2 separate regions of the Homo sapiens genome follow, and region 2 is linked to region 1. A link is a loop called in an ENCODE intact Hi-C map of the cell type or tissue named here. Cell type or tissue: mammary epithelial cell. All regions are shown on one strand. Links, peaks and the distances in the headings refer to the core of each region. The heading gives the core; the rest is flanking DNA. Region 1 overlaps RNF220 (ring finger protein 220). Region 2 has its middle 27 kb from the start of KLF17.

The links. Peaks named below come from ENCODE experiments on the same cell type or tissue, not always from the same donor. Only the 100,000 strongest peaks of a DNase experiment are listed, where the experiment ranks them.
Region 2: a loop joins it to region 1, with 26 times the contacts of the local background. A loop is called at or near these places in 7 of 110 quality-filtered maps.

Annotation. Positions count from the first base shown.
Region 1 is chr1:44,588,157-44,604,279 of GRCh38, forward strand. The region is part of intron 2 of RNF220 (ring finger protein 220); the gene reads left to right. Among named protein-coding and RNA genes, the nearest start is that of MIR5584, 51 kb to the left of the region's middle. RefSeq lists a silencer at 7,087-7,258. In mammary epithelial cell, for the core only: a CTCF peak has its summit at 7,161 (motif pointing left); no DNase peak of the experiment used is centred there; H3K27me3 peaks cover 760 bases.
Region 2 is chr1:44,083,467-44,099,589 of GRCh38, forward strand. It overlaps a transcript of KLF17 not described here. Among named protein-coding and RNA genes, the nearest start is that of KLF17, 27 kb to the right of the region's middle. RefSeq lists enhancers at 5,967-6,685, 10,216-10,540 and a silencer at 6,191-6,485. In mammary epithelial cell, for the core only: a CTCF peak has its summit at 8,914 (motif pointing right); no DNase peak of the experiment used is centred there; H3K27me3 peaks cover 120 bases.

The sequences.
Region 1 (16,123 bases), core at 3,935-11,934:
GTATTTGGACCACTTGAAGAGGAGCCCTGGGCATATCCTGCAATCCTGATCTCTGGGAGCCGGGCTGTTCTCAGCAGGACGGCAGCTCCCATGGAGGCTCGCTGGCAGGGAGCCCTTCTCTACTTGACCGCATCTCTCCTGCTGGGGCTGCCAAGCGGCAGACCTGCCCTGCCAAGACAGGCCTGTCCTGCATCCCGGGCACCAGCACGGCCAGTAGGCGAGCTGCTCTTCAGGCCTTTCCCTTGGAGGCTTCAGAGTCCTTAGCCCAGCACGCTCAGCCTGGTGGATGTGGAGTAGCCGCCCTCTAAGCCAGATGATTTTATTTCTTCTTTGCCTTTCCAATCTGTCTTGGGGAAAGTGGCCCCAATAAGGCAGTCCTTTCACTCTGAAACCTTTTTATGACTCCAACCATAATTAACTCGAGTAATAAAATTTTTCAAATCCAAATAGATATAATTAACATTTAATGCCCCTGGTTGGTGCTGGTAGCTGGGCCCATTAAGAGCACAGTATTGATTGAGAAGGTGAGCCAGCTGGGCCGACTGCTGGGCCAGGGGGCAGAGGTGGCTGGAGCTTAGGGCTGGCTATGAGCAGGGCCCCAGCACAGGTGTGAGGAGGGTGGCAGGTGACCAAACCCCAACCCTACCTGGGGTTCAGGTCATGACTACCGAGGCTGGGGTGGACTTCTTCCTGCCATCAGTTTCTAGTGGCTCTCCCACCTTCAGACTCTGCCATCTCAGGCCTCTCCTGCCATGAAGTACTTCTCCACCAACCCTCACCCTGCCTGTCATGTGCCTGAGGCCTGCCTCCTCTCCTAGAATTTATCAGGCTTCCCAGGACAAGGCTGTGTCTTCTCTCTGAGGGGCCCCCTGGCTCCAGGGCATGCCCCTTCCCACTATTTCTCCTTTCTGACTTGCCTGCTCAGCTGTGTGCTGCAGGTTGAACTTTAAACCCACTGGTCAGATGAAAAGCCATATCTGTCTTCTAGACATGACTTACACCTCCCACCAAACTTCACTTTCCCCAGGAAGCTATACAGTGAGACAGTGCCAGAAGCATTCATTTGAATCCCAACCCTCCATTTCCCAGCTGTGTGACCTTCGGCAAGTCACCATGTTTCCCTGAGCCCCAGTGTTCTTATCTGTGAAATAGGTATAACAAGAATATCCACCTCCTGGCCGGGCGTGGTGGCTCACGCCTGTAATCCCAGCACTTTGGGAGGCCGAGGTGGGCGGATCATGAGGTCAGGAGATCGAGACCATCCTGGCTAACATGGTGAAACCCCGTCTCTACTAAAAATACGAAAAATTAGCCAAGCGTGGTGACGGGCGCCTGTAGTCCCAGCTACTCGGGAGGCTGAGGCGGGAGAATGGCGTGAACCCAGGAGGAGGAGCTTGCAGTGAGCTGAGATCATGCCACTGCACTCCAGCCTGGGTGACAGAGCGAGACTGCATCTCAAAAAAAAAAAAAAAAAGGAATATCCACCTCCTAAAGGTGGAGTCATAACAGTCTTGACCTCACTTAGGTTTCACAGGATTCCCAGGTCATAGGAATTACTGTCTCCATTTTACATGGAAAAACTGGCTTAAGGAGGCAAAATCCTCATCCCTTGTGTCTTATATTTCTGTCTCTACCAATAGTTAATTTAATATATGTTTATAAACAACACCTAAGCTGGGACTACAAAGAATATGATGATTCCTTGACTCAAGGTGCTCGTGGTCTGGGGGTATGAGGCAGGGAGAAGGGGTGCACACAATCAGCTGGTTTAAGTTAAGGCTGCACGGGAGGTGAGCAGGCTCTGGACCCTGGTGCAAATTAAGATGCAAAACGCTACAGGAAAAATGGGTGAAGGTCATGGGCCCAAGGCAAAGCCAGATATGGGGATGGACAGGGCACAGTGGGGCTGATGTGTGTGGTTCTGTGGCAGTGCGGATGCTGGCCCAGGTATGGTCTTCAGAGCATGCGTTTTCTGTGATGATCCCTGAGCCAAGGAGCAGGCTGGTACCAGGATTCACAGGTGTGGTTTAGGACATCCCAGCTCATCCACTCAGCATGTTAGAAGGACCAGCCTTCCAGGCAATCACTCATATGAGGCCCTTTGGTGAGCTGGGCAGCCCAAGCCCTGCTGGGCAAGGAAAGTCCGGGGAGGGGCTGAAATCCTTCCTCCATCCAACTTTGCTACTACTGTGTCCCCCTGCTCCCAAGCTTGTGGTCCTGTGCTCTCCATGATCTCAGTATTCTCCATCCTTCACGGGGCTTCCTCTCAGTGGTACTTTCCCAGCCTGCAGGAGCCCCATGCTTCCTCAGAGCTCTCATGGCTCAACAGTGGCTTTATATGTAGGGCCCTGAATACATCCTGCTTTAGGCTAGGTCTTGCATTGAACTAAACTTGGGTGATTCTCTGCTGTGTCCGGTTCCCCGCTCCCCAGAATGTTTGCCCCTGGCAGGCTCTGTTCTTTCAGTCCAGCTCCATGCCCAGTGCTATTACTCAGGAGGCCATGGGGAGTGGATGCCGCTGATACCAGAGATGATGAATAGGAAGCGGGGGGGCCAGGGAGGATTCATTCACCTTCCACTAATTCATTCATTTGATGTCACTCACTGTGCCAGGCCCTGTTAAAGAAATAGACAAGTAAAAGTGTAATCACAATTAGGGAAGTCTTGGGGGCTAGAGGACACACAATCTAGCCAGATGCTTCTGATAGTACTGCCTCCTAGAAGAGTTAACCTTGAAGCTGAGCCCTGGAAGATAGTTTTCCAGGCAGAGGGAACAGCATGGTTTTTGTTTTGTTTTGTTTTTTGCTGTTTGGTTTTTCTTTGAGATGGAGTTTCGCTCTTATCACCCAGGCTGGAGTGCAGTGGCATGATCTCAGCTCACTGCAACCTCCGCCTCCTAGGTTCAAGCGATTCTCCTGCCTCAGCCTCCCGAGTAACTGGGATTACAGGCACCCACCACGCCATTTTTATATTTTTGGTAGAGACAAGGTTTCACCATGTTGGCCAGGCAGGTCTCGAACTCCTGACCTCAGATGATCTGTCCACCTCCGCCTCCCAAAATGCTGGGATTACAGGCATGAGCCACTGCACCCAGCCAGGAACAACATGTTTAAAGACCCATTTGAGAAACCAAAAGAATTCAGTGGGACCAAGACAATGGTGTGCAAGGTGAGAGGCAGCAAGAGAGGAGGCTGGCAGGTCACCTATCGTCCATGCGCAATGCCCTTGCAGGCCTTGCTAAGGAATCTAAGTCCTTTCAAGTCCCAGAGCCATTATGCACTTGCAGTGGGACTTAGGTATCTTGCTTGACTTCTCTGAGTCTTGGTTTTATTCTTACTAAGTGAGGTCAGTAATTCCAGCTACGTCCGCCATGTCTAAGGATCCAACTGCCTTGTGCTGGGCCAGTCCCTGGCTTATTAGGGTGTGGTTAGAGGCATGGCCAGAGCGTGAACTTCTGCAAAGGAATATTCTAGTCACAAGCCACAATTTCCTGTCTAAATATTGAGGGGGCAACAACATGGTCTATAAGTCCTCCCGGCTCTGAAATGCCCGCAGAAAGAAGGCCCATGGGAGGCCCCACTCACCTTTAGAGCCTGGACCCTCTCACTCCTCTGTCCTCCTCCTCCTCCAGCCATACTAGTCCTGCTGGGCTGCCTCTGGGCCTTTGTCTTAATTTTCACTCCACTCTTCCTTCTCTTGCCATCTGACACTCCAGACTTCTCTCCTCCAGGAAGCCCTCTCCACCTCCGAGCCCTGACCTCCTCCTCCTCCTCCTTACTCCTCACTTCATCCTCACAGTGGTATCTTAGGTGCTCAAGCCGTCCCCCATCCTGTGAGCTTCTGAGCCTGGGCCTCACTCCTTACTCCACACCCCCAGAGGACTGGCCCACAATCTTTGAGGGTGTTCCAGGACTAAGTTTGGAAAAGGACATGATAAAAATGAAAGGAATGAGAGAAGAAGGAAGGGAGAAACAGACCAACAGACAGAGAGAGAGAGGGCGAGGGAAGGCTCTGCCTCAAGCCAACCCAGCCTCAGTCGTGGTATACTTCCCCGAATTCCTTCCCGCAGCACCACTCTGTGCTTAGAACCAAGAGCTAGGAGAGCAAGGGAGCCTGGGACTGGCACTTTTCAGCTAGGGGGAGCTGGTGGTGGCAGGGCAGAGAGGCCCATTGCGCAGCTGGTAACAGGCTGTGCCTGGCCAGGCCTCCCAGCTGCCCCTCTGTCTCAGGCCCTTATTGCACACAACATCCAGCCCAGCCCCCTACGCAGCTGCCTTCCTCATGACACAGCCCTGTGTTGTCCTGTTGGCCACTGACCACTGTGCCTGGGGAAGGGCCAGGCCTTCCTGGGAGGAGGAACTCGAGAGCCTGTGGGCTCCCAGGTTGGCAGCCCCCGCCCTCTGCACTCCCAGGCCCATACCTGCTCTGTGATTCCCCGCTTGGGGCAGGAAGGCATGCTGAGAGCCACTCTGCAAGTCCCTGTGCTTCAGGTGGTACACGCTCCTCTCATTCATTTGTTAAAGCAAGGTGGGGGTGAGTATTATCATCCTCAGTCTCTAGGTGGGGAAAAGAAGACTCGGATGGGTTACAGCAGTTGCCCAAAGACACATGGCTAGCCATGCTTCCAGGTGCTTTCAAGACCAGGTCTCCCCGAGGCCAAAGCTCATGTTCTGCCCTCCCAGCTCTTTGCCTAACTCCTGTTCCCTATGACAGCCCAGCCCTGGCCCTCGCATTCTGCCTACAATGGAGCCACCAGGATAGGACGCAGGGAGTGGGAGTAGAGGGGGATGCCATGTGGAGAGAAATGAGGATATAAGCTTGAGGAGAGAGGAAGGAGTTTTTGATGGGGGGGATGGGCCCAGAGCTGCCATGGTGTCTCTACAGCTCTCTCTTTTGGTCACAGAAGCCCAGCAGGCAGACACAGAACAGATCCAGGAGCAGACCATACCCAATCTTCTCTCCCAACACAGGCCCAAGCCTGAGCCAGCCCACAGGGACCCACCAGTTTGTTTGGCAAAGCCCTTTTCCCTGTTCCATCCCATGCCCTAGACCCGCAGAGGGCAGCAAGAGATGAGACCCACTGTCCTATCACAGTCCTGATAAGGATTTCTTTGACCAGATGTTTTCAGTGTAGGAGTCAGAACACAGCATCGGACTATTAGGAGCCCAAAGTTTCATTTTTAAGCTTTCGACCAACATGACCTCAGGCAACTTTTACCTTTCCCTATCTAAAGAAATTTTTCATATCTAAAGTGCTAAATATCACAAGATATCAATAATAATAACAGGCCAGGGTGGTGCCTCATGTCTGTAATCCCAGCATTTTGGGAGGCCAAGGCAAGAGGATCGCTTGAGCCCAAGAGTTGAAGACCAGCCTGGGCAACATAGTGAGAGCCTGTTTCTACAAAAAATAAAAACTACCTGGGCATGGTGGCACAGGCCTGTATCCCAGCTCCTCAGGAGGCTGAGGTAAGATGATCATCTGAGCTCAAGAGTTCGAGGGTTCAGTGAGCTAGGATCGCCACTGCACCAGCCTGGGTGACAGAGTGAGACCCTGTCTCAAAAAAATTTTTAAATGATATAAAATAAAATAATTGCACTCTTAAAAATCACAAAATATGAGACTTAAAAGGGATAAACTCTTGGCCGGGCATGGTGGCTCACGCCTATAATCCCAGCACTTTGGGAGGCCAAGGCGTGGGTGGATCATTTGAGGTCAGGAGTTCAAGACCAGCCTGGCCAACATGGTGAAACCCTGACTCTACTAAAAATACAAAAATTAGCCGGGCATGGTGGTGGGCACCTGTAATCCCAGCTACTTGGGAGGCTGAGGCAGGAGAATCGCTTGAGCCTGGGAGGCGGAGGTTGCAGTGAGCTGAGATGGCACCACTGTACTCCAGCCTGGGTGACAGAGTGAGACCCCATCTCAAAAGAAAAAAAAAAAAGGGATAAACTCTTATAGTCCAGCTTGAATAACAACCTACCACCCCTGCAGGAATCCGCTTCTGCACTACCCAGAAGGGCCAGGCAGTGGACAGAAAAAGAAAAGTGAAAGGCCCCCAAGAGAAACTTTGATTTGAAAAGAAAAGCCCTGGAGGGCGCTTTGCCTCCCCCCCTCCCTCCTTGTTACTTCATTCCCTCCTCCTCCTTTCACTCCCTCCATCCTACCCCCTTCACCTGCACTTGGGACTGGGCTAATGGACATGCTTCCTCCCAGCCTTCCCCACGTCCCAGGAAGTGGAGCCCATCGGGCAGAGCAGAGCCGTACGGGGTAAGGCAGAGACAGAACTTTCCCCAACAGAAATGGCCTTGCAGGGAGAGTCTGGGAGAGCAGGGAGAGCCTGTTCTCAACTAGACTGCCAAATTGCTCTTTTCCTTTGTCTGGAGCAATGCCTGAGCTCCCTTGCTGAGTTCTGTAAGAGCCTGATCCAGGCATGTGTCCCCAGACCCTATTGCCCCACCGCCCTGGCTCAGGCTGGTATCCAGAAGAAGGTATGGCAGAGGACCAGGAAGGTTATCAGAGAGGCTAAGGGGGCATTCGGTCTTGGGACAGGACTGAAGCAATCAATAGCCCATTGGGAACTGGGGTTAATTTGGGGAATTTGGATTGGATTGGATTGAAGTTTAGGACTTGGGCTAGGAGGTAGGGCTGGGTTGGTTCAAAGTACTGGAGTTAGGTTTAGGTTCAGAGCTTCTCTAGAAACTGCCCAACTCATGCTGGTCTAGCTAAGCCCATCTCCAAAAAAAGAGGGGGCTCTACCCTTGGCCTCTGATTCGGGGCTTTATTTAAAGACATAGGAGTGAGGGTGAAGATTGGCTTTGGAAGACAGCAGAGCCAGTGCCTCCCCACTATGGAGCCGTTTAGTTAGGACCTTGCCACTCAAAGAGCATCCACAGACCCGCAGCACTGGTCTCACCTAGGAGCTTGGTAGAAATGCAAAATCTAGGATCCACTCTAGAGCTGCTGAATCAGAATCTGCGTTTTAGATTAACCTCCAAGTGTTCCATGGACACTTAAAGAAAGTGTGAGAAGCCTGGTGAAGGCTCTGAGTGAAGGAAGGCCCGAGGTAGGGGTGGGAGGCCAAAGGGCACCCAACACCTCGGCCGGCTCCGGGGCCCCTGCCTAACACCCCCTCCCAGTGCTGGAGCCACAGCGACACCTACTGGCCACGGACACCTAGGCCACCCCCTCCAGGACGCCCGGGCCCTGTGGTCCATCTGGCCCAGCCAGTCCTGCACCCTGAAGCTGGCATTCCTGAGTTCTGGGAATCTGGCTCCCCGGGACAGACTAGGGGAGCAGGTACAGGATGGGCCAGGGCTCAGTGCACAGCAGGGTTGTGTGCAGGCTGGGGCTCTGGGGCCTCAGTGTGAAGAAGACAGGATCAGTAAGCAGGTGTTTTCTCAGGGACATGATGCTCAGATCACATCCCCAGCCCTGGCATTCTCTCCAGACTCAGCAATACTGAGCACGTGTTTGTCTGCTCTCTTCACTGAAACCCTCAGCCAGAATGGACAGGGTACAGCTTTCCATTCCAACCAGCATCAAGCAGATGCCCTGTGAGGAACAGAGATTTTTATTTTACTTTTTATTTTATTATTTTATTTTTATTTATTTTTTATTTTTTGAGATGGAGTCTCGCTCTGTCGCCCAGGCTGGAGTGCAGTGGCGCAATCTCAGCTCACTGCAAGCTCCACCTCCCGGGTTCACGCCATCCTCCCACCTCAGCCTCCCGAGTAGCTGGGACTACAGGCGCCCGCCACCACGCCCGGCTAATTTTTTTGTATTTTTAGTAGAGACGGGGTTTTGCCGTGTTAGCCAGGATGGTCTCGATCTCCTGACCTCATGATCCGCCCATCTCAGCCTCCCAAAGTGCTGGGATTACGGGCGTGCGCCGCCATGCCTGGCCGATGAGCAAAGATTTTTGAACCTATGTCTAAATGACTCTTCTGGAAATGGACTTTTAGGAAGGACAACAACTAAAAAGCAACTCAAGGAAGGGGAGCAGGTAGGATATTTCTGGGATATTTCCACTGTAGTGGTTTCTGGAGACTCCCATGAAAGAATTCTAAGTCAAAAGGGGAGACTGAGGCCAAAGGGCAGAGAAGTAAAAAGACAGAGAAGGGGCTGGGTGCGGTGGCTCATGCCTGTAATCCCAGCACTTTGGGAGGCTGAGGCAGGTGGATCACCTGAGGTCAGGAGTCAGAGACCAGCCTGGCCAATATGGTGAAACCCTGTCTCTACTAAAAATACAATAATTAGCTGGGTGTGGTGGCAGGTACCTGTAATCCCAGCTACTCGGGAGGCTGAGGCAGGAGAATCACTTGAACTCGAGAGGCGGAGGTGGCAGTGAGCCCTCGTGCCATTGCACTCCAACCTGGGGGACAAGAGCAAGATTCTGTCTCCAAAAAAAAAAAAATAGTACAGTGCTTTGCACAGAGTAAGCATTTGATTAGTGTTACCACTTCCCTCAGTCACAAAAAAAATAAATAAAGGAAAAACGATAGGGAAGGAAGCCGACCCACTTCCAAGGCAAGGCTCAGCTGACCCATCCCAAGGGACCTGGCTGGCCCAGGGAGGAGAGAAGGGCCTCTTTCTAGGCAGCAGTGAGCCTCCCCTCCCATCATTCCCAAATGCCAGTTATTGCTGGATCCCTTCCCTCTAGTCCGCTCTCAACTATGAGGAGTTTGCCCAAGAACTAAATGAATGTGATTGCCCACCAGTGTTTGCCATTAGTGGTGATTAGTTAAAACATCAGAGTCTAAACAGTCAATTGGTTCTAATAATTAATACTATGGCTCAGCTGTGATTGAGAGAGAACAAGCGAGTGGGAGAGAGGAAGGGAGGAGGATAAGGGACATGGAAAAAGAAGAGAGAAAGGGATTGGCAGAGGAGCTGCAGCTCTGTAGCTACCATTTCCTGACCCACATGCCAGATGCTGTGCTATAGAGTGCATCCAGCTCCAAATTCTGTGCTCTTTCGAGACATTTTATGTAAGTTATACCACCAAGGTATCCTAATCACCCTGTTAGGCAAGTATAATTATTATCTTCTTTTTATAGGTAAGACAAAGGAGGCACAGGAAGGTAAAAGCTAGCAGATGCTCCGTAATAATTTGGTGAATGAATGGATAAATAAATGAATGAAGTAGCCAGAAGTGAAATTCAAACCCAGGTTAGCATGGCTCCAAAAACTTTGGGGGGAAAAGGGGCAAGGAGGGGAGAATTTGAAGAGACAAAGGAAAACAAGACAGAAAACGTACATCCTTCTCTGTCTCAACATACATACACGCCCTTCTCTCTCTCTCTCTCATGCACACACACACACACACACACACACACACACACACACACACACGAACCTCCCTCACCTCCCTCTCTCACGCTGTGCCCCTCCCTCCCATCCACACCTCTCACGTTCTTTTCATACACAACATGTCTGTTATGCACCCCTTTCTCTCATCTCCCCTCACACACCCACTCTTGCACACACACCGTTTCTCACGAATGTCTCCCAGATGGCTCCGGCACACACGCACCTCTCTGTCTCATAGAAGCCTCTCACATGCACATATTCACCCCTCTCTCAGCCACACTTTTTTATTTCTCCTTGCACACTTCTTGGTCTTTCTCACTCTTACATGGACCTCTTTCTCTCATGTACACGCCTCCTCTTCCCGGCGCCCTTGTCTGTCTTCCTCAGTGCGCTATCTCCAGTCTCAAAGACAGTTTGGGAAATGAAATAAACATACACCCGTCTACCTCCTTCACATACAACCCCCCACTGTCTCCTCACACCCCACCCCACCCACCTCTCTCTCTCTCTCTCTCTCGTTCTCTCTCGAACACAGGTGTACACTTTGGGACATATCCTGAAACCAGCCCCCTCATGCCCCCTGCCCGCCCCCTCCAAGAGTCAGGCCTCCAGATGTGCTCTCTCTGGCTAGGCTTGCTAATCTTTGAACTGTCCCCAGATCTTGAATGGTCATGTGGACTTTCCTGCCTGGTGATGGGGAGGGGGAAACAGGGAGGGGGCTAAGCCCAGAGTCCTCAGTTATTCTGGAGCAGGTTCAGCTCCTCCCCACCCCTCCCCAGGTCATGAGCAGCAGCAGGAGCTGCAAGCGAGCAAGATGGCTGTGTGTGTATTGCTATTAATCACCCCTCCTGGTCCGCTAACGAGGCTAATGCGGTAAGTGACAATAGCCCATCTTGGTTCCTGATTTAGGGGCTCAGGACGGAAGCTGGGCTCCTGGGAGTGAAGACGTGAATTCTCCACGACACTAAACCTTCAAATAAATCTCCTCCAGTCAGAGAAGCCCAGGGCACTAAATCCCACACGCCGGTAATTGAAACCCTTAGAGCTTTCTTGGGTAGGGAAATTGCTGAGTGAGAGAGAGAAAGCGTGCAGCCCAGGGGTTCCGGGTGGGGCTTGGGCCCACAGAGAGGCCTGCCGAGGGCTCTGGGATAGGGGAGCTGCTGGGGACCCTCTAGGAGCACGTGACTGGCCATATGTCCTGGTGTGCATGTCTGTCAGTGTTTCTAGGCATGGGATTTTGCTGTCTGGTTATGTTCACATGGTCACTGGTCACCCATTTCCCACCAGGTCTATGACCACTTGATATTTTGGTAAGGAGAGCAGTTCTGGAGCTTCTGTATTTCGAGAGCTTCTACCCTTTGACACCCTTAGGGCCTCTGACTCTCACTGACCATGAAGCAAGGCTTCATTTAAGCAAAAGAAGGTTTCGGCATTGCCTCAATTGCCTTCCTTCCCCTATCCCCACCTCTCTCACCCTCACACTTCCCCCACCCCATCTCTCTTTTTTTCCAGACATTCTCCTGCAGGCCTTTCACTCCCATTCACTTAGTCCCTGAATCATTTAACAGTTACTAATACCCACCCTATGCCAGACTGTATGCCTAGGGTCTTGAGTGTTCCAGGATGAATCAGAGAATCTCTCTGCCCTCAAGAAGCTCAGCATCAGCTACTCTGGGCACACTGCCTACGGGGTAGCCCTGCTCCACAAGGAGCAGTAAAAAAATTAAATAAATAAATAAAACAAAGAGCTCAGAATCTCCCAGACAAGACAGATAAATAAATAATTGCAATATTATATGATGTATGCAATAATCGACATATAGACATATGTGGAACATAGCATGAAAAAGAGAGTAGTTAATTATTAGGGAAGGCTTCAAAGAGGAAGCATTGTCTGAGTGTGGTCTTCAAGAATAAATAGGGTCAGGCGCGGTGGCTCACATCTGTAATCCCAGCACTTTGGGAGGCCGAGGTGGACGGACTGCTTGAGCTCAAGAGTTCAAGACCAGCCTGGGCAACATGACACAACCCTATCTCTACAAAAAGTTAGCTGGGCATGGTGGTGTGTGCCTGTAGCTACCCAGGAGGCTGAGGTGAGAGTATCACTGAGCCCAGCAGTGGAAATTGCAGTGAGCTGTGATTGTGCTACTGACTCCAGCCTGGGCAAAAGAGTGAGACCCAGTCTCAAAATAAAAAAGGAATAAATCACAGTTAAAAGTTGCCCATGGGGAGATGATGGCATGGTCATGAGCATTATTGGCAGTGAGAATACCAGATGAAGAGCTACATTTTGTCCAGCCAGAGCACACACTATTGCAAGATGGGATAGGAGGCTGGAGAGGGGCATGTATGATAAAGAGTTCAGAATGTATGCTGTGGCTTTAGGAACCAGGGAAGGATCTTAAGCAGCTGAATGATAGGATCTGATTTGTGTTTTAGGAAGATCCTTGTAACTGTAGGGATGGAATAGATTAGAGGGGAGAGAGATACATGAGGAGACCTAAGAGTAGGGACTGAATATGAAGATGCCTAAACTAGGGCAATGAAGAAAAGAAGATGATTCTGACCAGTACTTAGGAGGTAAAAACAGGGAAGATGTTGACTTACTGGATGTAGGGACTGGAGTAAAGAGTAAAAATTAAGATTGTCAATTTAGGGAGGTCTCTGGATAGTGGTACCATTCACTGAAACCAAAAGCAGGAGGAGGGCAGGTCTAGAGGAAGGTAAGTCCCATCTCAGACATGTTGAGCTTAAAGAGCCTATGGGACATCCAAGCAGAGCATCTTCTACGCAGTGTTGTACGTGGCTCAGATTGGAGGTACAGGCTGAGGGAATGAAACCAGAGTTTCAGAGATCACACATAGAGTGTGGAGAGAGGGAGAAGTGAATGATGACAAGGGCAATAGCTAACATCAGAGGCAGCAGAATAGCGTGACTAAGAGCATGCATGGGGCTGTGGTATTACATAAGTCCCACACAGCCACTTACCTCGTAACCATGGGCAAACTAAGAACTTCTCTACGCCTCTGTTTCCTTACTTATAAAATAGGGATTAAATAGTACAGTGCTGGCCGGGCACAGTGGCTCACTCCTGTAATCCCAGCACTTTGGGAGGCCGAGGTGGATGGATCACCTGAGGTCAGGAGTTGGAGACCAGCCTGGCCAACACGATGAAACTCCGTCTCTATTAAAAATACAAAAATTAGACAGATGTGGTGGCACACACCTGCAGTCCCAGCTACTCGGGAGGCTGAGGCAGGAGAATCACTTGAACCCGGGAGGCAGAGGTTGCAGTGAGCTGAGATAGCGCCATTGCACTCCAGCCTGGGCAACAAGAGCAAGACTCTGTCTCAAAAAAAAAAAAAGTACAGTGCTTGCCACAGAGTAAGCATTTGATTAGTGTTACCACTTCCCTTCTTCCTCATCTCTTCAACAAGTACTTATCTATCACACCTCAGCTTGTGTCTCTAGGTTTCTCTGAACAAGGCAAATATCTATATTACAGGCTCCCACAGCACTGTTGACCTCTTTTTGGTACAATTGCAATTTTACAATTGTACAAGTATGTTATTGCATCTGTTCTCTCACTAGACTGTTAGCTCCATAAGGACATGGATCTCATTGTATCCCTAGACCCCGGTATATTGCCTAGCACATGGAAGGCACTCAACAAATATTTATTGGGCTAATAAATAAATATAACTGGAGTATCTATTGTGGATGATCACCAAGGACCTCACTGAGAGTAGTTACCATAGAATGGTGGGGATGAAACTCAGGTTGCGATGAGTTAAGAAGTGGTTAGGAGGTAAAAAAGTATGGGCAGCAAGCAAGAGTCTTTGGAGCATCTTAGGTGAGAAGAGAAGGAGAAGAAAAGGCCATTAGTAAAAGGGTGCCATATGGAAGAGAGAGCTGGGTTGTTGATGCTGATGTTGCTGTAATATGGGAAAGACGTGGGAGTTGATATGCTGATGGAGGAAAGCATGAGGAAGGGAAGGAGAAGATGCAGTAGAGAGGGAGAACTTGACAGTTTTCCCAGGGAACATAGGCAGGATTGGTATCAAAGCCCAGGAGAAGTGATTAGGCTAAAGTAGGAGGATGCCTGTTCCACTGAAACTGGAGGGAACAGGGAGGTGAGAGTAGATCCACAAGCTGAGGAAATTCATGCCTAAGGACTAAATTTCAGAGTGAAGGAGGAAGCAAGGCCACCTAGCAGAGAGAGGGGGACAGGAGATGGCGAGGCGGCTCAAGATAGTAAAATATTATTGAATTGTCTCTGTGGGAAAGAGGAGACGGAGCTGACCAAGAGCATGCAAAAGGATTGTTTAGTGGTGCTGAGATTGGAAACTGTGAATTTTTATTGGCACATATCTGCATGGTTTTGTGATTTTCCCCAGCTGTGCTTAGCCGCCTGAGTGTCTGAGACAAAAAGGAGAATAGTTGGGTTGTGGAGAAGGCAAAGGAAGTAAGAAGTTGAGTGTGTTGGCAAGATGGTGTTGAAGGTGCACAAGGGACCCAGGCTAGCATCCATGAGTGCGTGGTGGCTTGGGAGTTGGGAGAAGGGAAGAGGGAGGAGCAAGTTAAATGGATACAAGTCTTTGAGAGGGCTTGGGGGAGAGGGAGTTCCGTCACGGGTTCTACTTAGGTTGATGACAAGGATCTCCAGGAGGAAGTCAAGAACAGGAAAAAAAATAATAGGAGCTGAGGAGGTCAGGACAGTGATGGGCTTCGGGGAGAGAGGCAAGTGTGAAAGTCCTGGGTGAGTGTAGAGAATGGTAGGTAACTGACAAGGTGGGCTGTAGCATGGTACTTGACCTCAAAGAGTCCAGAGGGTGGAGAAGCAATGAGCTGGAAGACACTGAGTCCACTGCCTGGCCTGAGGAGCATGGAGTTGGGAGAATAAACAGCCTGCAGTGGAGAGGACAGCAACTGAGTGGCAGCATCTCCAGGTTCCGGGGAAAGTGAGTAGAGAGAGTAAAGGGAGTATCTAGAGACTGCGGATGGAGAGGAGTTTATTGGCATGGTCCTCTGTCCCAGAGGTCATGCTGGGAAGGTAGTGGAGAGACATCAGTCGGAGCTACCTCCACCACTACCCTCTGTCCACTGCATCCCTCCCAGAACTGCCTGCATCTCTAGCCTGCCTTCCCCAACTTGATGTCCCTCCTCCTTCACTGACTCCCGACTCCACCCCACACACACATACCGCTCATCTCATCCATCCATCCATTCCTCTTCTTCCCACACTCCTCCTTAGTTCTCTCCTCTCCAGACCCTTCCCCTGCCCTGCCCCACCCCATCCGGCCTGAGTGAGCAGGAACCCCTGCACCTTCATTTCTCAGGTCACTGCTTGGCTAATGGGCTATTAATTTGCTCAATCGTCCCCTGTGAGGCAAACTCAATTTCTGCCAGCCAGTCGTCCCTCCCTGTCGACAGCGTGATTGATTGGAGGAACAGCTGTCACCGCCCGGCTGCCTGCTCCCTGCCTCCTTCTCTCCGAGTCCACACCACCCCTCCTCCTCCTCCTCGGGCCGCCACCCTGCGCCCATAGAGGCAGCACACCCCTGCCACCTGCCCAAGGATCTGTCACCAGCAATGAAAAATGACAGAAATATTTAAGGACAAATAAGGTTTCCCAACGCAATTGAAAATGATTACAGGCAGCTACAGATGGGGCCAATCTGATGCGCAGCAGCAAATCAAATCGAATTTCCTTATCGGCGTATTATTTTAGGCGTTATCTGGCACGTTGATGCAGTTATCAATTCAATTTCAGCCGCCGGTCCGCTGTTTACTGTCTCGCCTTTGCTGGGAAAAGGTAAACATGCTCAGCCCAGCAAATTAATTTCTGGCTGAAGCCAGAGGCTGCAAAGAACTGCTACCCAGGACCCACTGCCCCCACCTTGGCCCCGGGCTACGGTGGGCCAGGCCAGCAGGGCCTGGGGCAGGCCAGAGCTCACCCAGGGAGCAGAAGCCCCACTATTTGCCTGCCCAAGTCTGGGCCCAGACCCAAGCAGGATTCAGAGCTCCTGGGAGGCTGAGGTGACCATTGTTGGCTCCGCCGCTGCTGCCAGGGAGAGGTGAAGGTCTCCCATTAATTCCCAGCTAAAAATGACAAATTCATCTTGGACGACAATTAAATGAAGTCAGTAATTGATGCTAATTGATCTCCAGATGCAAGGGCTCCCCTCAGCCTTAGCAGCACGTGGCTGGCTGCTCACTCTCCCCACCCAGCCCTTTTCTTCCTCTACCTCCCTCTGCTGCTCTCATAGTCCTTGTTCCCTCCCTAGGGTTCTGGGTCTCTTAACCCCTCAGGTGTGAGGGAGGCAGCTGGCCTGGGATGTGCTAGCAGGCAGCGCCTGAGGCCAGGCAGCTGGCCCATTGCCCATCCAGCCCTGCAGGCACTTGTAATCAGTGCCCCACGGTCCACCCATCAGCCTAGAAAGCAGGTAACACTGCCCTCCTTGGCAGCTCAGGATTTATTGCCCACAGCTGCGGAGGTTCCCACTTCATTTTTATAAGCCCATCGTCAGAACCAGCAGGGGGTAAAGCACACTTGAAGTTACTTTCCTTTAAACAGTACAGTCTTAGCATTTTGGCTGCATGGCAAGGAAGGCATGAGAGAGAGTGAAGTGTGTGTGCAGGCTAGGGAGAATAGGCAGGTATAGTGATAGGTGCTCAGGTGTTTGTCTAAATGCAAAAAAATACCCACACCGTGTGAGCACTTGTGTGTGCCAGTGCCAGCACAAGCATGTGTGTGTCCAGACACTTGAGAGGATGCATGTGCAGGTCCACATGTGGATATTTTCCAGA
Region 2 (16,123 bases), core at 4,694-12,693, 500 kb before region 1:
ATCCAGCAAGTTGTTCTTAAGGCTAAAAGCTCATGAAATAGGCACAAGAGCCAGGCGCGGTGGCTCACGCCTGTAATCCCAGTGCTTTGGGAGGCTGAGGAGGGTGGATCACAAAGTCAGGAGTTCCAGACCAGCCTGGCTAACATAGTGAAACCCATCTCTACTAAAAATACAAAAATTAGTTGGGCATGGTGGCGGGTGCCTGTAGTTCCAGCCACTTGGGAGGCTGAGGCAGGAGAATCCTTTGAAGACGGGAGTTGGAGGTTGCAGTGAGCCAAGATGGCACCACTGTATTCCAGCTTGGGAGACACAGCGAGACTCTGTCTCAAAAAAAAAAAAAAAAAAAATGGCACAAGAAGCTGCCATGCCCCTGAGGCAGACATCTTCTCAAGCTGAGAAGCCTGGTCCAGGGTGCATGGGTGGTGAGTACAAGCCGGGATCGTCCTCTCTAGGAAAGTTCAAGTGACGCTTCTTTCCTCTGATTAGTCTTCATGTATATTCAACCTCCAGCTCAGTTTCACCAGGGTGATTGTTTAGACTCTTGTTTCTGTGCATGGAAAGTTTGGACACACTTCAGTAATGCTTTGTGAATATCTAGCAAAATCCCATTTTATACATAAATGTTTTCCAAGTGGATGGTCACTGGAACTGTAGAAGGAAGTTGCATGTGCCTGTACACAATTCTTGAGAATTATAGGCAAGACATCTGGCCATTTTGGTCGATACATTTTAACCAATTTATGTTTCAAAATCCCATTTTGGCTTTCTACTATCCTCAGCTAATTGTGGGTGGTGTGAGCAGTGATGGGATTAGTGTGTCAGTAAGACATTACACATTTCCCTATAATCGGATCTGAAAACTAAGGGTTATGATCACTGTTGAAGGTTAAAGTTGCCTAATCCTGGAAGCGAAGCTCTTAAAAAGTTTTTGCCAGGTACAGTTGCTCACGCCTATAATCCCAGCACTTTGGGAAGCCAAGGTGGGAGGATTGCTTGAGCTCAGGAGTTTGAGGCCAGCCTGGCCTCAAAATTTTTAAATTTAAAAATTCAAAAAATTTTGAAAGTTAGCTAGATACGGTGGCTTGTACCTGTGGTCTTAGCTACTTGTGAGGCTGAGGTGGGAGGATGATTTAGGCCTATGAGGTCAAGACTGCAGCTTGCTATGATCCTGCCACTGCACTCCAGCCTGGGCAACAGAGCAAGATCTTGTCTCAAAAAAAAAAAAAAAAGTTTTTGATTGGTGGTGACTGCATAAGCCTTTGCTCATTGCTGAGCAATGAGCACATTTAGAACACATTTTCTCTGTGTTCTAAAAACATACATGAAGGCAGGCACGGTGGCTCATGCCTGTAATCTCAGCACTTTAGGAGGCCAAGGCAGGCAGAATGCTTGAGCCCAGGAGTTCAAGACCATCCTGGGCAACATAGTGAGACCCTGTCCCTAGAAAAAAAATAAAAATTAGAAAAAAAAAAAAAGAATTACCAAGCCATAATCTGGGTAGAAACAACCTAAATATTTACAAATACCCTTTGTGGTAAAAGATGAGGTACTTGTATTTATGGGCAAGTGAGCATTACTGTTCATTCATTCAGTGAATGTTTATTGAGTGCCTACTATATATATATATGTATATATATATGTGTGTGTATATATATGTGTGTGTATATATATGTGTGTGTATATATACATATAGTTGTAGTTGCTGGAGATAAAGTGACTAAAGCAGGCAAAAACGCCTTCCCTCATGGAGCTTATGTTCTAAAGGGGAAGACAGAAAGCAAACAAGGTACAGAAGTAAATTATATGTTATGTTAGGTCACACCTACAGAGAGAAATAAAGGAAGGAAAGCAAATAGAGAGTATGTACATGGTAGACAGAAGAGGATTGCAATTTTCAGCTGGGTGGTCAGGACAAAGCTTCACTGAGAAGTGGATCTTTGAAGAAAGCTGGAAGGAAGTAATGGTGAGCCATGTGGCTATCTGAGGAAAGAGCATTCCAAGGCCATGAGTAATAACTTTTGCCTAAATTCCATTAAGAAAGAGAAGTTGGACACGGTGGCTCACGCCTATAATCCCAGCACTTTGGGAGACCAAGGTGGGAGGATCATTTGGGCCCAGGAGTTCAAGACTAGCCTAGGCAACATAGTAAAACCTCATCTCTACAAAAAATAAAAATAAAAAATAGAAAGTTAGCTGGGCATGGTGGTGTTGCTTGTAGTCCCAGCTATTCAGGAGGCTGAGGTGGGAGGATTGCTTGAGCCCACGAGTTCGAGACTGCAATGAGCTATGATCATGCCATTGTGCTTCAGTCTGGGTGATAAAATTGAGACTCTGTCTCAACAAAAAAAAAAAAAAAAAAAAAAAAAGGAGAGAGAGAGAGCAATGGCATGGTACATTCCTGTTATTACTGGAGGTCTGGGAGATGTGGAGGAACCAGTAAAGCTTTTCACTGAGGTAGACTGAGGAAGACAATAAGCAGGAGATAATGCTGTTCTGGAAACCAAGTGAAGAAAAGGTGTCCAAGGAGGAGAGAGTGACCAACTCTGTCAAATGCTGCTGGTCTTCCAGTAAGACGGGAAGCAAGAGCAGACTAGCCCTGGAGGAGCATGGGGTGAAAACCTGACAAGGGGGCACTGGGAAGACCAGATGGAGGGAAAGTGGAGACGCTGAGTATAGACACTTGTGTTGAGGGATTGTGCTTTAAAAGAGAACAGAGACGGTGGGGCGTGGTGGCTCACGCCTGTAATCCCAGCACTTTGGGAGGCCGAGGCAGGCAGATCACCTGAGATCGGGAGTTTGTGACCAGGCTGAGCAACATGGAGAAACCCCGTCTCTACTAAAAGTACAAAATTAGCCAGGCGTGGTGGCGCATGCCTGTAATCCCGGCTACTCGGGAGGCTGAGGCAGGACAATCACTTGAATTCGGGAAGTAGAGGTTGCGGTGAGCTGAGATCGCGCCATTGCGCTCCAGCCTGGGCAACAAGAGTGAAGCTCCATCTCAAAAATAAATAAATAAATAAATAAATAAATAAATAAATAAAAATAAATTAAAAGCAGAGAAACAGTACAATAGCTGGAAGGGGGAATAAGAAAAAGCTTAGCCTTTGCCTTTTTGTTTCCTGGGTTTTTGGAGAGTTCAGAAGCTAGTACAGCATCTTTGCATCCTGATGGTGATTATCCACTGGAGAGTGAATAACAACAGTATAGGAGAGTTAGGGAAATTGCAGGAGCAAAGAGAGGGCACAGCCAGCCCAGAGAGAAGGCAGAGGATTTGTGTAAGGATGCTGTTGGCTTGGTGAATTTGATGGCTGTGGGAGTTCTCTCCTGGTGGCCTCCATTAGTGAAATAAGAAACAAGGTCATCAGCAGAGAGTTAGGATGGAACATGTATAAAGAGGGAGGAAAAGCTGTGAAATAATTAACTCAGAGAGGAGGAGAGTTAATGGACTAGAAAAATGTAGAATAATTGCCAGGAAGTTAAGTGCCCACTTGAGGTAAGTGGTCATGAATTTAAAGCAGTCCAGTCAACACAGTTGCTTTTCTTCAGCCATATTCGGCAGCATCGATGTAGATATAGAAGAACTGGATTTCACAAGGGTTTGGGTTTTGCCAAGCAACTAATACAAATTGAGGGTTGATAATACAGTTGAGGGTAATTGCAATGGCTGATTATGATTGAGCATGGAATTTAAACTGGGTGAGGAAGTGTATTGGTCAGTTCAGGCTGCCGTAACAAGATATCACAGAATGGGTGACTTAAACGACAGACATTTATTTTGTCATCTTTTTTGTTTGTTTGTTTATTTTGAGATAAGGTCTTGCTCTGTCACCCAGGCTGTATTGCAGTGGTGTGATCATGGCTCACTGCAGCCTCCACTTCCCTGGGCTCAGGGGATCCTCCTACCTCAGCCTCCCAAGTAGCTAGGACTACAGGTGTGCACCATCACACCCAGCTAATTAAAACAAAAAAAAATTTTTTTTAAAGACAGGGTCTCCCTATGTTGCCTAGGCTGGTTTCAAACTCTTGACCTCAAATGATCCTCCCACATCAGCCTCCCAAAGTGCTGGGATTATAGGTGCGAGCCACCACACCCGACTATTTTCTTCTAATTTTAGAAGCTGGACTTCCAGGATGGAGGTACAAGCAGGGTATGGTAGGTTGCTGGTGAGGCTTGTGACATCTGCCTTCTGGCTGTCCTCACATGACCTTTCCTCTGTGACTATGCAGAGAGCTCTCTGGTGCCTCTTCCTATATATTTTATATATATATATATATATATATATATATATATATATATATATATACACACACACACACACACACACACACACACACGCATATATAAACACACACACACACACATATATATAATATATATGAAATTATGAAATGAGAAATGTGTGTTTAATGGCAAACCTTGGCACATTCCAACACCAGGAATGGCATGAGGTCACAGAAGCAGGTATGGGTAGGTGATCTCCATGGAGCTTCACATGATGAAGAGGATGAGGAAGACCACCATCAAACAGAAGAGTCCCATGGACTCAGACAGGACAAAGCTGACAATGGCACAGGAGAAGAGCTGCTGCTTGAGAGATGGGTTCCTGGCATAGCTTGATCAAGCTGCCAAGCACTCTTATTTTTATTTATTTATTTATTTATTTATTTTTGAGGCAGGGTCTTGCTCTGTCACCCAGGCTGGAGTGCAGTGGCACAATCACAGCTCACCGCAGCCTTAACCTCCCAGGCTCTAGCGATCTTCCTACCTCAGCCCCCCAAGTAGCTGGAACTATAGGCGCCACTATGCCTGGCTAATTTTTGTATTTTTTTAGTAGAGATGGGGTTTTGTCATGTTGGCTAGGCTAGCCTTGAACTCCTGACCTCAGGTGATCTGCCCACCTCGGCCTCCCAAAGTGTTGGGATTACAGGTGAGCCACAGCACCCAGCCTGCTTAGGCTATTTAGATGAATTCTCTGGCCTGTTCAGGAAGGAGGCAGATGCAGGCCGGATCAGAAATGGAAACAGAAGTAGAAGCCCAGTGGTCTGCATCTTTTCAGTCTGCACTCCCACTGCCCTGCAGCCCTTTCTCAGCCTTGTCTAAGGTGATTTCTTCGTGTTCTTATAGGGACACTAGTCCTATGCGATAGGGCCACTCTTACAACTTCATTTAGCTTTAATTACCTCTTCACATGCCCTATTTCCAAATGCAGTCACATTGGGGGTTAGGGTTTCAATGTCTGAACTTTGGTGGGGGGCACAATTTAGTCTGCAACAGGAAGGAGTGAGATAGATGAGGGCACAGTGGTAAGATGAATGCACTGTAGGTAATGATCACTGGAGCTAGAGCGTTAGGTGTGAGCTGAAAATAGGAGGAGCTGATTGGAGAATGGGGTGTGTGAAATTGGGAGCAAAGAAGGGTTGCAATAATTTGTCATAACAAAATCTAGGGTATGACTATGGGGATGAGTGGCTGACTTAGTGGATAAAAAGACCACAGGAGGAGGGTATGCTAAGGAACCGACAGGCCAAAGCATTAGAAGGAATATCTCTACTGAAATTAGCAGGAATTATCACATGAATGGTGCTGAAGAGAGTCACAGTGAGCCAGGTGTTAAATCTTCAAGAAGGAGGGAGCATAACCTAAGGTAAAATAAGGGCAATAAGGCAGGGGTACACTGTGTTGGGGGAAAAATGCAGCATAACCAAACACAAGTCATAGAAGAAAATATCTGCAATGCATGTAACTACTAGGAGGGTCACAGATTGGATTCTCCAGATGCAGATGCTGAGATGGAATCTGAGGTGCAAGAAGCTTAGTAGGGATCAACTCTTGTGAAAGGAAGGAGAAGGAAGCAGGATTGGGCAGAGGAAGAACTTGAACTGAGAATCAGGCCCCACAAAGCCTCAACCAACCCAGCAGGGAGCTCTGGAGCAAACACTGTACATCAAAGTGTTCTAAGTTAGGCCAAAATAGCTGGGCCTTTCTACCAGCTACGGATTGCTGGGAAGCGTATGACCTTGGGTGAAGCAGCTCTCTGCAGATGAGGCAGATCCTGAAATAGCTGACAGTTGGAGGCTGTCTGCCTAATGCACTCCCTGCAGCTGGGCAACAAGTTCTTCCTTGAAGGGGGATCTGGGCAGTGCGTCTCTGTGTCTGCCACAAAGAGAGTTGTATTTTATTTTGCAAACATAAAGAACCCGTACAAATCACTATGAACTTCTGAGTTGCCAAAGATAATAGTGGCTGTCCAAATCGGAATCGCTTCATATCCCAAGCAACCATATAGAACAAAGGTCAGCAAATAACATCCTGTGGGCTAGGCACCTGTTTTTGTCAACACATCAATTAGTTCATGCATTGTATGAGTGCTTCATGTTACAAAGGCAGGTTGAGTAGTGTGATAGACAGTATGGGATGGGTGCGGTGACTCATGCCTGTAATACCAGCACTTTGGGAGGCCAAGGGGGGCGGATCACTTGAGTCTAAGAATTCGAGACCAGCCTGGCCAACATGGTGAAAACCTGTCCCTACTAAAAATGCAAAAAGTTAGCCGGGCGTACTCGGGGAGCTGATGCGGGAGGATCCCTTGAGCCTGGGAGATCAAGGCTGCAGTGAGCTCTGACCATGCCACTGCCTGGGTGATAAAGTGAGACTCTGTCTCAAAAAAAAAAAAAAAAGAGAGAGAGACAGTATGGCCTGGAAGCCTCAATTATTTACTATATGGCCCTTTTAAGAAAAAATCTGCTGGCCAGGTGCTGCCACACCTGTAATCCCAGGCAGGAGGATCTCTTGAGGAGTTCTAGACCAGCCTGGGCAACACAGTGAGATCTTGTCTCTACAAAAAAAAAAAAAAAAAAAAAAAAAAAAAAAGAAAAGATTTGTTGACTCCTGGTTCTTGATACAGAAAAAAATAATAACAAAAACTAAATTCTCAGCATAACTGGATGACAGAGAATTCCTAAACTTTAAATTACCTGTAAGTAGAAAAAATAAACACCAAATTCCAGTGAGATGGCTTTCACAGTTCTACTGCAAATCTTTGTGGAGAGCAAGGGCAGTCCTGGAAAAACTGTGGAAGAGAAGAGGGGGCAGGTAACAGCAGGCCAAAGATTGATCTGAAATCATTGTGTTAAAGAGAAAGTCCGCCCTAAGAGAAACAACACGAAAACGAATCCTGTAGATCAGAGCACTGACCACGGGGAGGGACTGAAAAGGGCAGCGTAGCCTCAAGGAGACAACCTCAGAAAAGTCGCGCTTCTGGGGAAATAGAATGCAAGAAAGGAAAGGAGAGGCACACTTTGAAGATTAGGTGGTGAAGGGGAAAAGAATCAAAAGGTGCTATAACCAGTGAGTACCCAGGGGGAGAAAAAAAGAATCAAAAGAGGAAAATGTAGGGCATGTAACACAAAACAGAACCCAAAACTTGCAGGAGATACAATTCCCACCACACACACACACATGCACACGCACACACACACACACACGCACGCATGCACACACACACACAGAGCCATCCATTAAAGCAGCAGTTGTCAGACTTTTTTGTTTTCAGGACTTTGTTATACTCTTAAAATGAGTACCCTAAAGAGCTTTTGTATTTGTAGGTTATATCTATCAACATTTACTATATTCAATATTAAAACTGAGAATTTAAAAAGTATTTTAGGAATTAATTTAAAAAGAATAATAAACCAATTCCATATTAACATAACTAATTTTTAAATGAAAAATAACTATATTTTCCAAAACAAAAAATTTCATGAGAAGAGTGGCATTTTTTTTACATTTTTACAAATCTGTTAATATCTGGCTAAACAGAAGACAGCTGGTCTTATATCTGCATGTCTAAATTCAGTCTGATGCAATATCACATGTCCTGTAGCTCCTAGAAAAGTCCATACCTCTGGGCCAGGCACTGTGGCTCACACCTGTAATCCCAGCACTTTGAGAGCCTGATGCAGGTGGATCATTTGAGGTCAGGAGTTTGAGACCAACTTGGCCAACCTGGTGAGACCCTGTTTCTACTAAAAACATGAGAATTAGCCAGGCATGGTGGCACGCACCTGTAATCCCAGCTACTTGGGAGGCTGAGGTAGGAGAATCTCTTGAACCTGGGAGGCGGAGGTTGCAGTGAGACGAGATCGTGCCACTGCATGAGACTCCATCTCAAAAAAAAAAAAAAAAAAAAGAAGAACAAGAAAAGAAAAAGAAAGCTCCATACTTGTTAAGAGAATGAAGGTCAGAAAGACAAAAGCATATTAGTATATTCTTAAAATAGTTTTGACTTTGCAGCTACTTGAAAGATTTTGGGGACCTTAACGGTTCTTGAATCACACTTTAAGAACTGCTGTATTCATTGCTTGAGCCTAGGAGTTCGAGGCTGCAGTGGGCTAGGATGGCATCACTGCACCCCAGCCTGGGGGGTGAGAGAGAAAAACTCTGTCTCAAAAAAAAAAAAAACCCAAAAAACAACAACAACAACAACACACACACACTCTCTCTCTCTCTCTCTCTCTCTCTCTCTGCCCACTTCCCTCCCCCAAATTTAAAAAGAACTACTGCATTAAAAAAAAAAAAAAAAACTTGCTCTTTGGGTCAGGTGCAGTGGCTCACACCTATAATCCCAGCACTTTGGGATGCTGAGGTGGGCGGATCACCTGAGGTCGGGGGTTCGAGACCAGCCTGACCAACATGGAGAAACACCATCTCTACTTAAAATACAAAATTAGCTGGGCGTGGTGGTGCATGCCTGTAATCCCAGCTACTCGGGAGGCTGAGGCAGGAGAATCACTTGAATCCGGGAGGCTGATGATGCGGTGAGCCGAGATCGAGCCATTGCACTCTATCTAGCCTGGGCAACAAGAACAAAACTTCGTCTCAAAAAAAACTTGTACTTCACTACACTGACAGAAGGGGACGCCATTCAACTAAGAATCTTGGAGACCACTCTCATTCCAAAAAATAAATAGCCAAAAACAGATTAAACGTTTCTATAAGAAAATAGAAAATGAGAACCAAAATAGTTCAAGTGATGAACATTTCTACATTTCCCCCCAAAAGAAAAATTACCATGAAGCAGAAGAAAAATGCTGTAACACAACACACCAAACTCAATGAATTGTCGTCTTCAGGCAAACATTTGAGGATATGACAAATCACTCTTTAGCTTTTTTTTTTTTTCCTTTGAGACAGGGTCTCATTATGTTGCCCAGGTTGGACTTGAACTCTTAGGCTCAAGCAATCCTCTCACCTCAGCCTTTCGAGTAGCTGGGTACCCTTTACTCAAGGGGTACAATATATGTGACTTGAGTGATAGACCCCCTAAAAGCTCTGACTTGACCACTATGTAATCTATTCATGTTACAAAATTATACTTGTACTTCAAAAATTTATCAAAAAAAACCCCAAAAAAACAAAAAAAGGAAAACCATCTTGAAACCAAAATTCAAAAATTAAAAGCAAATGGGCATCCCCCTGCTCTGAAGGAATAAATTAAGAGTTCACTGAACTCAGGAAAGAAGGAACAGACAAAATGATTTCAGAAATAAAGCCTACATTATAAGGTACTCAAAGGAGAATAAATTCAAGTGGAAATGTAATAAGGGGCATTGAAGAAAGACAGTTTTGCTTGATGTGATCCTATTTGTCCATGTTTGCTTTGGAAAAACCAAGAGGATGAAAATGAAATCAAGAGAAAAGTGTTGGGAAGAAAGACTTCTCCTCTACCAACCTAAGTCCAGCTGGTTGGGGGCCTGTGAATTAAATGGCAATAGAGTAACAGGGGGAAAATACACATGTGGGCGTACCCTATAGAGAGAGTAGCTCCCTGAACAGCTGGGGGTAAAAGTTTATGTACCAACCTATATACTACCCCAGCGGGGCTTTAGGACTTCAAAGAATGGAAGCTTCTTATGAGTCTTGTTTATACAATTTTTTATTTTTTTGAGACGGAGTTTCACTCTTGTCCCCCAAGCTGGAGTGCAGTGGTGCGATCTCTGCCCACTGCAACCTCTGCCTCCTGGGTTCAAGCGATTCTCCTGCCTCAGCCTCCCGAGTAGCTGGAATTACAGGCATTTGCCACCACATCCAGCTAATTTTTGTATTTTTAGTAGAGACGGGATTTCACCATGTTGGCCAGGCTGGCCTCAAACTCCTGGCTTCAAGTGATCCACCTGCCTCTGCCTCCCAAAGTGCTGGGATTACAGGTGTGAGCCACCGCACTCATCTTTATACGATTTTTTAAAAAGTGTCTTGATGTTCAACGTCAGTGCTTCTGTGACCAGAGACCTCTGGAGGAGGGTTTGTGGCAGCTATGTCTCCTAAGGCTCTGAGTTAGTCAGATAAGGGAAGTTTCAGATAAGATTTCTCTCTGCGTCTGTTGTAGCTCAGATATTTTTCATTGGAAGTTATCTCTTTACCAAGTTAGTGTACTGTTTTCTTCAGAAGTAAAAAGAGTCAGAGAGAAAGTGCTTGAAATGGAAGACAGAGAAGAAACAGTCCAAGTTAAACCTTGGACAACCTGAGTCTGAACTACGTGAGTCCACTTAGATGTGGATTTTTTTTGATCAAACAATATTCGCCAGATGCAAAACCCATGTATATGGAGGGGTGACTTTTCATATACCACGATTTTGCAGGCTGACTGCAGGACTGTTGACCATTAGTATGTCTTCTTTTGAGAAATGTGTATTCAAATCTTTTGCCCATTTTAAACACAGGTTATTTGTTTTTTTTTTCCTATTGAGTTGCTTGAACTCCTTATGTATTCGATTATTAATCCCTTGTCAGATGGGTAGTTTGCAAATATTTTCCCCCATTCCATGGGTTGTCTCTTTTCTTTGTTAATTGTTTCCTCTGCTGTGCAGAAGCTTTTTAGCTTGATGTGATCCTGTTTTTCCATTTTTCTTTGGTTGCCTTGTGCTTTTGTGGTCTTAGTCAAGAAATCTTTGCCAGACCAGTGTCCTAGAGAGTTTCTCCAATGTTTTCTTTTAGTGGTTTCATAGTTTCCGGTCTTAGGTTTAAGTTTTTAATCCATTTTGATTTGATTTTTGTGTATGATGAGGGATAGGGGTCTGCTTTCATTCTGACTATGGCTATCCATTTTCCCCAGCACCATTTATTGACAATACTATCCTCTCCCCAATGTATGTTTTTAGCACCTTTGTCAAAAATGAGTTGACTGTAAATGCATTAATTTTATTTCTGGGTTCTCTATTCTGTTCCACTGGGCAATGTGTCTGTTTTTATTGCCAGTACCATGCTGTTTTGGTTACCATAATTCTGTAGTATAATTTGAAGTCAGGTAATGTGATGCTTCCAGCTTTGTTCTTTTTGCTCAGGATGGCTTTTACTGTTCTATGTCTTTTGTGGTTCCATACACATTTTAGAATATTTTTTTCTAGTTTTGTGAAAAATGTCATTTTATTTTTTTATTTATATCTTTTTTTTTTTTTGAGACGGAGTCTCACTCTCACCCAGGCTGGAGTGCAGTGGTGTGATCTCGGCTCACTGCAAGCTCTGCCTCCCAGGTTCACGCCATTCTCCTGCCTCAGCCTCCCAAGTAACTGGGACTACAGGTGCCTGCTACCATACCTGGCTAATTTTTTTGTATTTTTAGTAGAGACTGGGTTTCACTGTGTTAGCCAGGATGGTCTCAACCTCCTGACCTCATGATCCGCCCGCCTCGGCCTCCCAAAGTGCTGGGATTACAGGCATGAGCCACCATGCCCGGCCTATTTATATCTTTTTTTTTTTTTTTTTTTCCTGAGACAGAGTTTTGCTCTTATTGCCGAGGCTGGAGTGCAATGGCGTGATCTCAGCTTATCACAACCTCCACTTCCTGGGTTCAAGTGATTCTCCTGCCTCAGCCTACCGAGTAGCTGGGATTACAGGCATGCGCCACTGCATCTGGCTAATTTTGTATTTTTAGTAGAAACGAAGTTTCTCCATGTTGGTCAAGCTGGTCTTGAACTCCCGACCTCAGGTGATCCACCTGCCTTGGCCTCCCAAAGTGCTGGGATTACAGACATGAGCCACCATGCCCAGCCTTTTATATCTTTTTTTTAATCCCTCAAATATTCTTCTATCCAAATTATTGGTATTTTGATAGGGATTGCATTTAATCCGTAGATTTTTTTGGGTAGTATAAACATTTTACCAATATTGATTCTCCAATCCATGAACATGGAATATCTTTCCATTTTTTGGTATCCTTTTCAATTTATTTCATAAATGTTTTACAGTTTTCATTGTAGAGAGATCTTTCCCTCCTTTGGTTAAGTTCATTCCTATCTATTTTTGTTTGTTTGTTTGTAGCTATTATAAATGAGATTACTTTCTTGGGGTTTTTTTTTCATATTGTTCAGCTGTTGGCATATAGAAATGACAAAGTTTGTATGCTGATTTTATATCCTGCAACTTTACTGAATTTGTTTATCAGTTCTGAGAGGTTTTGGTGGAGTTTTTTGTTTGTTTGTTTTGTTTTGTTTTTTTGAGACAGAGTCTTGCTCTGTTGCCAAGGCTGGAGTGCAGTGGCCCAATCTTGGCTCACTGCAACCTCTGCCCCCCAGGTTCCAGTGATTCTCCTGCCTCAGCCTCCCGAGTAGCTGGGACTACAGGCGTGTGTCACCATGCCCAGCTAACATTTCTATTTTTTGTAGAGACAGTGTTTCACCATGTTGCCCAGGCTGGTCCCAAACTCCTGGCCTCAAGTGATCCACCCACCTTGGCCTCACAAAGTGCTGGGATTACAGGTGTGAGCCACTGCACCTGGCCTTGGTGGTCTTTAGGTTCTTCTAAATCTAAGATTATATTGTCTGTAAACAAGGATAATTTTACTTCTTCAAATTTGGATGCCCTTTACTTCTTTCTCTTGTCTAATTGCTCTGGCTAAGACTTCTAGTACTACATTGTTTTTTATTTTTATTATTTATTTTTCTTTTTTTTTTTTGAGAGGGAGTCTCGCTCTGTCGCCCAGGCTGGAGTGCAGTGGCGCGATCTCGACTCACTGCAAGCTCCGCCTCCCAGGTTCACACCATTCTCCTGCCTCAGCCTCCAGAACAGCTGGGACTACAGGCGCCCACCACCACGCCTGGCTAATTTTTTTGTATTTTTAGTGGAGACGAGGTTTACACCGTGTTAGCCAGGAATGTCTCGATCTCGTGACCTTGTGATCCGCTCATCTTGGCCTCCCAAAGTGCTGGGATTACAGGCATGAGCCACTGTGCCCAGCCTACGGTTTTTAAAAAAAAATTTTTTTAATTTTTAAATTAAATAAATTTTTGTCAGATGGATAGATTGCAAAAAAGTTCTCCCATTCTGTAGGTTGCCTGTTTCTTTTCCTGTTCAGAAGCTCTTTAGTTTAATTAGATCCCATTTGTCAATTTTGGCTTTTGTTGCCATTGCTTTTGGTGTTTTAGTCATGAAGTCTTTGCCCATATCTATATCCTGAATGGTATTGCCTAGGTTTTCTTCTAGGGTTTTTATGGTTTTAGGTCTTACATTTAAGTCTTTAATCCATCTTGAGTTAATTTTTGTATAAGGTGTAACGAAGTGGTCTAGTTTCAGTTTTCTGCATATGGCTAGCCAGTTTTCTTAACACCATTGATTAAATAGGGAATCCTTTCCCCATTGTTTGTTTTTGTCGGGTTGATCAGATGATTGTAGATGTGTGGTGTTATTTCTGAGGCCTCTGTTCTGTTCCATTGGTCTATATATCTGTTTTGGTACCAGTACCATTCTGTTTTGGTACCAGTACCATGCTGTTTTGGTACCAGTACCATGCTGTTTTGGTTACTGTAGCCTTGTAGTATAGTTTGAAGTCAGGTAGTGTGATGCCTCCAGCTTTGTTCTTTTTGCTTAGGATTGTCTTGGCTATGCGGGCTCTTTTTTGGTTCCATATGAAATTGAAAGTAGTTTTTTCTAATTCTCTGAAGAAAGTCAATGGTAGCTTGATGGGGATAGCATTGAATCTATAAATCACTTTGGGTAGTATGGCCATTTTCACGATATTGATTCTAATGTAGACGACAGGTTGGTGAGTGCAGCAAACCACCATGGCACGTGTATACCTATGTAACAAACCTGCATGTTCTGCACATGTACCCCAGAACATAAAGTATAATAAAAAAAGAATGAAATTAAAAAAAAATTTGTGGGTACATTATAGGTATATTCTAGTACTATGCTGAATAAAAGTGGTGACAGTAGTTTTCCTTGTCTTGTTCCAGATCTTTGAAGAAAGTCTTTCTGTTTTTCCCTTTTCAGTATGATACTGGCTATGGGTTTGTCATATATGATTTTTTATTGTGTTGAGGTATGTTCCTTCTATACCCAGATTTTTTTAGTTTTTAACATAAAAGGATGTTGAATTTTATTAAATGCTTTTTGATATCTATTGAAATGATCTTATGGTTTTTGTCCTTCATTCTGTTGATATGGTGTATCATATTTGTTGCTTTACATATGTTGAACCATCCTTGCATCCCTGGTATGAATTCCACTTGATCATGATGAATGATCTTTTTGAGACAGAGTCTCACTCTGTTGCCCAGGCTGGAGTGCAGTGGTGTGATCATGGCTCACTGCAGCCTCAAACACCTGGGCACTCTCTCCCACCTCAGCCTCCTGAGTAGATAGGACCACAGGTATGTGCCACCATGCCTAACTAATTTTTTAGTCAGTTTGTTTATTCAGGTTTAGGATTTCTTCATGGTTCAATCTCGGTAGGTTGTATGTTTCTAAAATTTATCAATTTCTTCTAGATTTTCCAATTTACTGGCATATAGTTGCTCATAATAGTCTCTAATGACTCTGAATTTCTGTGGTATCAGTTGTAATGTCTCCCTTTTCATCTCTGATTTTATTTATTTGGGTCACTCTCTTTTTTAATTAGTCTATCTAAAGGGTTGTTAATTTTGTTTGTCTTTTCAAAAAGACAACTTTTTGTTTTGTAGGTCTTTTGCACTTTTTTAGTCTCAATTTTATTTATTTCTCTTCTGATCTTTATTATTATTTTTTTTAAAAAAGATTATTTTTAAATCTTTTTTGTGATGTATTTATTCATGTATTTTACTCATATTTCTTTTTTTTTTTTTTTTTCTGAGACTGAGTCTCGTCCTGTCACCCAGGCTGGAGTGCAGTGGCACGATCTCGGCTCACTGCAAGCTCTGCCTCCTGGGTTCACGCCATTCTCCTGCCTCAGCCTCCTGAGTAGCTGGGACTACAGGTGCCCACCACCACGCCTGGCTAATTTTTTGTATTTTTAGTAGAGACCAGGTTTCACCATGTTAGCCAAGATGGTCTTGATCTCCTGACCTTGTGATCCGCCCACCTCGGCCTCCCAAAGTGCTGGGATTACAGGTGTGAGCCACTGTGTCCAGCCATCTTTTATTCATATTTCTAACAGATTTTAGGTCTTACTCACTTTAATTTTTTTTTTTTTTTGAGACAGGGTCTTACCATGTTGCCCAGGCTGGTCTCAAACTCCTGGCCTCAAGAGATATGCCAGTCTTGGCCTCCCAAGTTGTTGGGATTACAGGCATGAGCCACTGTGCCAGCCAACCAATATACAGTGTTACATGAAAAAAGCAAAGTGCAAAAGAGTATCTATAATGTGCTACCTTTTGTGTGAGAAAGAGAAAACAAGAAAATGTGGGCCAGACAAGGTGGCTCATACCTGTAATCCCAGCACTTTGGGAGACTGAGGCTGGAGGATTGCTTGAGTTCAGGAGTTCGAGACCAGCCTGGGCAACACCATCAAACCCCGTCTCCACAAACAATAAAAAAATTAGCCAGGCGTGGTGGCTCACACCTGTGGTACCAGCTACCTGGAAGACTAAGGTGGGAGGATTACTTGAGCCCAAGAACTTGAGGTTGCAGTGAACTGTGATCATGCTGCTACACTCCTGCCTGCATGACAGAGCAAGACAGTCTTCTAAATAAATAAATAAATATTTTTAAAAAGAAAATATGCATATACCTACTCATTTGTGCAAGAATAACAAAATAGACAGGAAATAAATGAGACCTGGGCCAGGTGCAGTGGCTCACACCTGTAATCCCAGCACTTTGGGAGGCCAAGGCAGGTGAATCAGGAGTCAGGAGGCCAAGGCGGGTGAATCA